Linked DNA regions of Homo sapiens: region 2 is linked to region 1. A link is a contact called in ENCODE Hi-C or POLR2A ChIA-PET data. All regions are on one chromosome and are shown on one strand. Each heading gives the region's core, a stretch centred on a gene start or an enhancer-like site at or near the end of the contact. The rest is flanking DNA. Distances are from core to core; before and after follow the strand shown.

The links. A loop is a pair of places that touch in the nucleus more often than their neighbours do. ChIA-PET counts read pairs that join two places held with the same protein, here RNA polymerase II (POLR2A).
Region 2: a map of astrocyte of the cerebellum shows a loop between it and region 1 (6-fold over the local background). The contact joins two enhancer-like sites. A Hi-C loop is called at or near these places in 2 of 168 maps with a recorded cell type or tissue (astrocyte of the cerebellum and sciatic nerve). POLR2A ChIA-PET finds 5 or more read pairs at or near these places in 4 of 52 experiments (HCT116, PC-3, WTC11 and 1 more).

What each region holds. Positions count from the first base shown.
Region 1 is chr18:11,962,683-11,966,727 of GRCh38, reverse strand. No RefSeq gene overlaps it. Among named protein-coding and RNA genes, the nearest start is that of IMPA2, 17 kb to the left of the region's middle. Within about 2 kb of position 2,272, at least 2 of the 41 ENCODE cell types and tissues checked have a DNase peak (open chromatin) inside an H3K27ac peak, as active enhancers do.
Region 2 is chr18:12,014,214-12,017,987 of GRCh38, reverse strand. IMPA2 (inositol monophosphatase 2) reads right to left here. Exons shown (of 8, transcript NM_014214.3): 5 at 3,615-3,723. Among named protein-coding and RNA genes, the nearest start is that of IMPA2, 35 kb to the right of the region's middle. Within about 2 kb of position 2,112, at least 16 of the 41 ENCODE cell types and tissues checked have a DNase peak (open chromatin) inside an H3K27ac peak, as active enhancers do.

The DNA of each region.
Region 1 (4,045 bases), core at 1,023-3,522:
AAATGTTAAAACATTTAAGTGAGGCCAGACGTGGTGGTTCATGTTTGTAATCCCAGCACTTTGGGAGCTCGAAGCGGGCAGATCACCTGAGGTCAGGAGTTCAAGATCAAACTGACCAACATGGCAAAACCTCGTCTCTACTAAAAATAAAAAAATAAAATAAAAATAAATTAGCCAGGCATGGTGGTGCACGCCTGTAATCCCAGCTACTTGGGAGGCTGAGGCAGGAGAATCACTTGAGCCCTAGAAGTGGAGGTTGCAGTAAGCCGAGATTGTGCCACTGCACTCCAGCCTGGGCAACAGAGTGAGACTCTGTCTCAAAAAAAGAAACTAGCATTTAAATGACCTTAAGTTCACCATATTAATGCATTTAATTTGTAATTATCAATGTTATTTAAAAATTTTTGGCCAGGTGCAGTGGCTCACACCTGTAATCTCAGCACTTTGGGAAGCCAAGGCCAGAGAATTGCTTGAGCTCAGGAGTTAGAAACCAGCGTGGGCGACATGTCTCTATTTATTAAAAAAAATTAATAATTTAAAACTTGGAAACATTTTGTCTAAGTGAGACGATTGAAGTGCTTAAAAGTAAATTATTAAATATATAAAAGCATTTAATATGTTAAAGCACATGTAACAATATTTGCAAATAATCAAATTATAAAAATCACTATTAAAAGTGATTGTTGGCCGGGTGCGGTGGCACACGCCTGTAATCCCAGCACTTTGGGAGGGCGAGGCAGGTGGATCACCTGAGGTCAGGAGTTCTAGACCAGCCTGGCCAACATAGTGAAACCCTGTCTCTACTAAAAATACAAAAATTAGCTGGGGGTGGTGGCAGGCGCCTGTAATCCCAGCTACTCGGGGGGCCAAGGTATTAGAATCACTTGAACCCGGGAGGCAGAAGTTGCAGTGAGCTGGGATGGTGCCATTGCACTCCAGCCTGGGGGACAAGAGCAAGACTTCATCTCAAAAAAATAAAAAAAAAAGTGATTGTTGGCCGGGCGTTGTGGCTCACACCTGTAATCTCAGCACTTTGGGAGGCCGGGACGGGTGGAACATCTGAGGTCAGGAGTTTTAGACCAGCCTGACCAACATGGTGAAACCCCGTCTCTACTAAAGATGCAAAACTTAGCCGGGCGTGGTGGTGCACGCCTGTAATCCCAGCTACTCAGGAGGCTAAGGCAGAAGAATCACCTGAACCCAGGAGGCGGAGGGTGCAGTGAGCCGAGATCGCGCCATTGTACTCCAGCTTGGGCAACAAGAGCGAAACTCCGTCTCAGAAAAAAAAAAAAAAGTGATTAAAAAAAAAAATTTTTTTTTGGCCGTGCGTGGTAACTGACGCCTGTAATCACAGCACTTTGGGAGGCTGAGGCAGGCGGATCACTAGGTCAGGAGATCGAGACCATCCTGGCTAACAAGGTGAAACCCCGTCTCTACTAAAAATACAAAAAATTAGCCAGGCGTGGTGGCATGTGCCTGTAGTCCCAGCTACTCAGGAGGCTGAGGCAGGAGAATGGCGTGAACCCCGGAGGCGGAGCTTGCGGTGAGCCGAGATTGCACACTGCACTCCAGCCTCGGAGACAGAGCAAGACTCTGTCTCAAAAAAAAAAAAAAAAAAAAAATTTGAGACAAGGTCTCACTCTGCCACACAGACTGGAGGGCAGTGGGTTCACTGCAGCCTTGAACTTCCTGGGCTTAGGTGATCCTCCCACCCCAGCCTCCCAAGTAGCTGGGACTACAGGTGGATGCCACCACACCCAGCTAATTTTTGTATTTTTTTTGTAAGGACACGGTTTCACTATGTTGCCCAGGCTGGTCTTGAACTCCTGGGCTCAAGCAAAATGCCTGTCTTGGCCTCCCAAAGTGCTGGGATTATAGGCATGAGCCACCATGCCTAGCCAATTGTTAAAATTTGCTAGAAGGAATGTGAATGAAGTGGAACTAAAAACTCTTTTAAAATCAAATATTAATTTTTAAGACCAAGGCATCTCCGAATAATTTTTCCTCTGCACAGAAAAACATCCTCAAGGGTACTGAAAAATGTACTGACTCCTAAAACTCTCCCAAATGTATTTCTCTGGGAGTGGTGGTAGTAGGGGAACCATCCCTGAGGCAGAGAACTGAGTATATTTTATTTCTATTTATAGGAGAGTTCTACTGAAGTTGTTAATAAAGTTAACTTCTAAAGTCAATTCTACTGCTTCCATATTTGGAAAAAAAACCCTCCGTGTGTTCATGAGCATCATTCTCAAGTCATCTGTATTCCAGAGCTGAATTCACCTTTTGTTTGGCTATTTGCAAAGATTTCTAACATTTCTAACAAATGACATACATAAACCCTAAGATTGCTCACATTTTAGGCTTCTTATTTCACACGTGTGCAGTTTTATACTAATATTAACTTTGTGTTCCTATAAAAATGTTTTGCTTACAACAAGGGCCTGTTTCCTAGCATTCTGAATAGTTTTGTGATGAAGGGTGAAGACTTTTGGAAAAAGCTCAAAAAGAGAAAGAGAGAGCAGTCCCTATATCTCAGGAGAATGAGCAAGGAGATGCATTCTGAGGCAACAGTGTTAAGGTTAAGCCAGAGTATGAACACTGAGGTGTCAGCATCCTCCCAGCAGGAGGTGCATTACCAGAGCTAGCCAGGGGCCTCTTGTCTTGGCTACTGGAGAGCGTGAGGAGTGAGAGCACCAAACCATGCTAATTCCACAGGCTACCGACCTGAAGGGCCTCCCAGACTACCCTGGGGAAAGCTGTAAATGTGCTGCTAGGCTTCAGATTTAGGTAGGGCCAAAGAGAACACGTTCCTTATTTTGCAAAGGCAAGCACATAGAAAGTAACCATCTAGGCCAGGTGCGGTGGCTCACACCTGTAATCCCAGCATTTTGGGAGGCCGAGGCAGGCGGATTGTGAGGTCAGGATATCGAGACCATCCTGGTTAACACGGTGAAACCCTGTCTCTACTAAAAATACAAAAAAAAAAAAAAAGAAAGAAAAAGAAAAAATTAGTTGGGCGTGGTGGCATACGCCTGTAGTCCCAGCTACTCAGGAGGCTGAGGCAGGAGAATTGCTTGAACCCAGGAGGTGGAGGTTGCAGTGAGCAGAGATCGTGCTACTGCACTCCAGCCTGGGCGACAGAGCAAGACTTTGTCTTAAAAAAAAAAAAAAGAATAAAGAAAAAAAAGAAAGTAACCAAAGTAACCATGCACTCACTAGGCATGGTGGCTCACACCCAGTACTTTGGGAGGCCAAGGTGGGAGGTCCCCTTGAATCCAGGAGTTTGAAACCAGCCTGGTCAACATAGCGAGATCCATCTCTACAACAAAAAAAAATAAAGAAAGAAAGTAAGTAACCTGGAAGGATTCTGAAACTCCCCTAGCAGGATGGTCAAGGAGTTTATATCTCTTTATGCTTCACTTTGCTGGAGAAGCAACTCAGTACCACTGGTATTTGTGCCACAATTACTTTAAAGGTATCTAAAATTAGTATCCACCCCCCACACCATACATATAAATTATGCAAACATAAGTAGGTGATTGGAAACATTTATTTTTAGCCAATTTTGCAAAATTAAAAGACCAAAGACATTGTCAAACTAGTAGAGTGAGCCTAATATGCCTTAAATGAATAAAGAGGATTCAAATGAGAAATACAAGAAAATACAAATAGTAGATGATGCATTTAGTTAGCAATGATTTGTTGTTTAAACAAAAATATTGTTTTGGATCAACTTGTTCTCAACCAAATTATTTTGGATCCAGTGATCTGACACACAAAATGCAAATGAGGAAGGGATGCAAGCCAATGATCCAGAATAGGATCAGATTTTCCAACGGCATAATGTAAACTTTGTCCAAAGGCTCATGGGACTTTCAGTGGGTGGATTTAATGTTGTGGGGGGAGGGGGGGCAGTGCAAGAGGAGGGATAAAGGGTCAGTGCTGCCAGGACTTGTCTAGTCCTTCCACACCCTCTAATCATGATCTGCAGGCTCTTTGCAGCCTGAAAGATCCTCTGACTGATAATATTGTGGCTCTGATAATC
Region 2 (3,774 bases), core at 863-3,362, 51 kb before region 1:
CCTGGGCAACAAGAGTGAAACTCCATCTCAGAAAAAAAAAAACAGAAAAAAAAAAACCCAGTATAACTCATTATCGACTCTATATTTTAAAAATATGGTCAGGTGCAGTGGCTCACAACTGTAACCCCAGCACTTTCGGAGGCCGAGGCAAAAGGCTCACTTGAGGTCAGCAGTTTGAGACCAGCCTGGCCAACATGGTGAAACCCCGTCTCTACTAAAAAATACAAAAAAATTAGCCAGATGTGGTGGCGCATGCCTGTAGTCCCAGCTACTCAGGAGGATGAGGCAGGAGAATTGCTTGAACCTAGGATGTGGAGGCTGCAGTGAGCCAAGACTGCACCACCGCACTCCAGCCTGGGTGACAGAGTGAGATCCTGTTTCAAAAAACAAAACAAAACAAATAAAAAATACGTACTTCCTAGCACAGTCCAGTGAAAAGGCAACAAAGACTGACCCAGGAACAGGAAGTCCCCCCAGAACGCAGACTATGACCTTAGGAGGCCACTTTCCATAAAAACGAGACAATTGGAAATTTGAACACTGATGGGATTATTTGCTGATTTTAGGGATGCATTTTGGGTAGAGAGTGATATTGATGATGTGATTGTATTTGTAAGAGAGCAGTCTGTTTTTGGAGACACGCTGAAGTACTGACTAGGAAGTGACCTGATGCCTGGGATTGGCTCCAGGCAGCTGGGGGTGGCGGGAGCTGGTGGACACACACGAAGCAGGCGTGCTGCCATGTGAGGGGTCATGGGGCATCATTTTGCTTTTTCTGTGTACTTTGTGTATGTCTGAAATTTGCATGGTAGAATTTGAAGAAGCAGCTAATAAAATTCTTGCCTTCTTCTAATCCTTTACCTCTATCCAGTGCTGTTTTTTAACTTGTGAGTTGAAGATATTCCAGCAAGGCATAATAGAAATAAGAAAGGGGAAGCCAAGGGAAGCAGAAAGAGAGAGGGAGAAAGAGAGAGAGATTAGTGGTGCTTGTTTTAATGACTGTGTCCTCCAGAAACAAGTCCTAATTTTAACAACGGGGCATGACTTGATTGGTTTTGTGCAAAGATTCAAGTTTCTTCTTTGATAATGGTTCTCATTTTAGGATACTGTGCCCCAGGCACTATGCTGGGTGCTTTATATGCGTAACTTATTTAATCCTCTCGGTTATTTTTATTATCATCAGCATCCCCGTTTTCAATATGAGGACTGAGATTCAGAGAGGTTAAGGAACTTGCTCGAGTTCTAGTCACCTTAGAAAGTGGCAGAATCGGCCAGGTGTGGTGGCTCACACCTGTAAGCCCAACACTCTGGGAGGCCGAGGCGGGTGGATCACTTGAGGTCAGGAGTTTGAGACCAGCCTGGCCAACATGGTGAAACCCCGTCTCTACTAAAAATACAAAATTAGTCAGGTGTGGTGGTGCGCACCTGTAATCCCAGCTGCTTGGGAGGCAGAAGAATCACTTGAACCCAGGAGGTGGAGGTTGCAGTGAGCCAAGATTGTGCCACTGCACTCCAGCCTGGGTGACAGAGCAAGACTCCATCTCAGAAAAAAAAAAAAAAAAGCGGCAGAATCAGGATCTGAAATTGGGTCTGCATGGTGCCAAGAGACCGTGCTGCTGAAGAGCATGCACTGTCACCTCCTGAAGTCCATCTACCCATAGGAAAGAAAACAACCATGGTAGAAAACACGTGGAACCGCCTGTCCTGAATGGGCCAGTTTAGGTTTTCACTGATTCTTTTTGGCCTTTCTCCCATATGGAGGAATTTGGTGATATTTTATAGCATTGTGAGACAGGTACTGTAGGGAACAGAAGAATACCAGACAAATGAGAGAAGCCTCAGACTAGCAGCAGCTATCTGCTATGCATTTTATCCATCAGAATTTTTCTAAAGTCACAAATGAGTTTCAGAACATGAGCACTTCATGTTTCCTTCATTCTACGAAATTACCAGGCCTACTGGGGGCCACATAAAGGGGCCCTGGACAAAGCCCTTGCCCTAGTGGAGTTGGTGCTTGAGCTAGCAGCCTGCAGGCTGGGAGGACGCAGAGTTGCAGCCTGACTGAGCTACACGGGCGGGCAGCCAGGATGCCAAGAGCATGTTAATAGAGTTCAGTGTTATAATCCAGTGAAATATAGAGCAAAGTTCACCCGAGCATGCTTAGTAGCATGCTTCCTCACCACCAGTTACACAATGAGGCTGGAGTGGGCACCTCCTGGCACGCACAGCTGTAATTAAAGCTACTTTTTTCACTGCCAAACAAAACACTTCTGGAGAGGGAAGGTGAGGCAGGGCCAGAGGCCATTCCAAGGCCTCTCTGGGATCAGAAGCTCTAACTGGTGAGTCCAACTGCTGGTTGCCCCTCAGAGGCCCCCATGACTTCTCCCTTCCCCTGCTCTGGGCTCTCCTGCAGCCACCTCCTCTCCTTTGCACAATCTTGCCCTTCGTGTCCCTCACACAGTGGCGGGCCCTCTCCTGACACCTCATCCATCCTGGCCCGCCACTTTCCTGGCCGCACGGGCTCACAGCAGCAGAGATGGGCCATGGCCATAGCTCCTCTCGCTGCCTCGAAGGCCATCTGGGCACACAGGCATCAGCCAGGGAGGAAAGAAGTAGGAATAAATAGAGACAATGAAGAAAGGTTGCCAGGAAAGGAATTTTTAAGAGAGGCTGGAAGTGGGTCAAGAGGGGAGGCGGCAGGGAGGCTGATGGGAGAGCAGAAGAAAGAGTGTAACTGGCAGGGAATGAGATGGGGGGCCCTGCATGATGTCCACGCCAGAGACACACAAGGCAGAAACAAGCAGCAGTGCACTTCCGCCTTTTCAAACCCAGACATGCAGGTATTATGGAGCTTGTAAAATCTCCCATGCAGCTGCTGCTAGTCTGAGGCTTCTCTCATTTGTCTGGCATTCTTCTGTTCCCTACAGTACCTGTCTCACAATGCAGTTAAAATATCACCAGATTCATCCATGTGGGAGAAAGGCCGAAAAGAATCAGTGAAAACCTAAACTGGCCCATTCAGGACAGGCGGTTCCAGGCAGTATGCAGGGAATGGGAACCCCTCTCTCAGAGCCACTGGATGACCCTGAGATTCTGGGCTAAGGAAATCACGGCAGGCCATAACTGCAGAGGGGCTAAGGTGCCTCTTCACATGACTCATTCCCCAGGATGGCTCTTCTCACAGAAGCTGAAGCCAGTTACTGTTGTGCACACTCAGGGGCCACAGACTGCACCTGGGCAGCAGTGCCTGGGCAAAATCGGGACCACCGAGGTGTGCCGGGTGCTCTGAGGGGAACAAGCACCTGGCCTCGGGCTGCTCACCCAATCCCACTACAACCAAATCGTGACTGCGACTGGAGTACTTTTAGCCTGAAAGATGAGGGATGTGAGCGCAAAGCAGAATGAGGTTATTTAAAGCTCCTGGCCACGTGAACAAAAACACTAACATACAGAACTGGCTCCATTTCCAGTTCATCAGGGACACGATGTCCCTAAAAAGAGATGACACCATCAGCAAGGGACCTCCACCACCGTCCCACATCATGGTGGCTTTGGCATTCTCCTTTCACACTTTTATTTCAGAAGTAAACTGAGACGAGCGTTGTGAAGCCCACCTGTCTCCCCGGAGACCCGGAGCCGCTGGCCATTGCAGAAGGCGCCCCGACCCCGCCGGCCCGTGTACAGCCGCTCCTCTGTGCAGTGGTAAATCACTCCGAATTCAAGCTGTGGGCGGCAGAGGCAGGACAGAAAACAAAGATGGTTCACTCGTTTGAT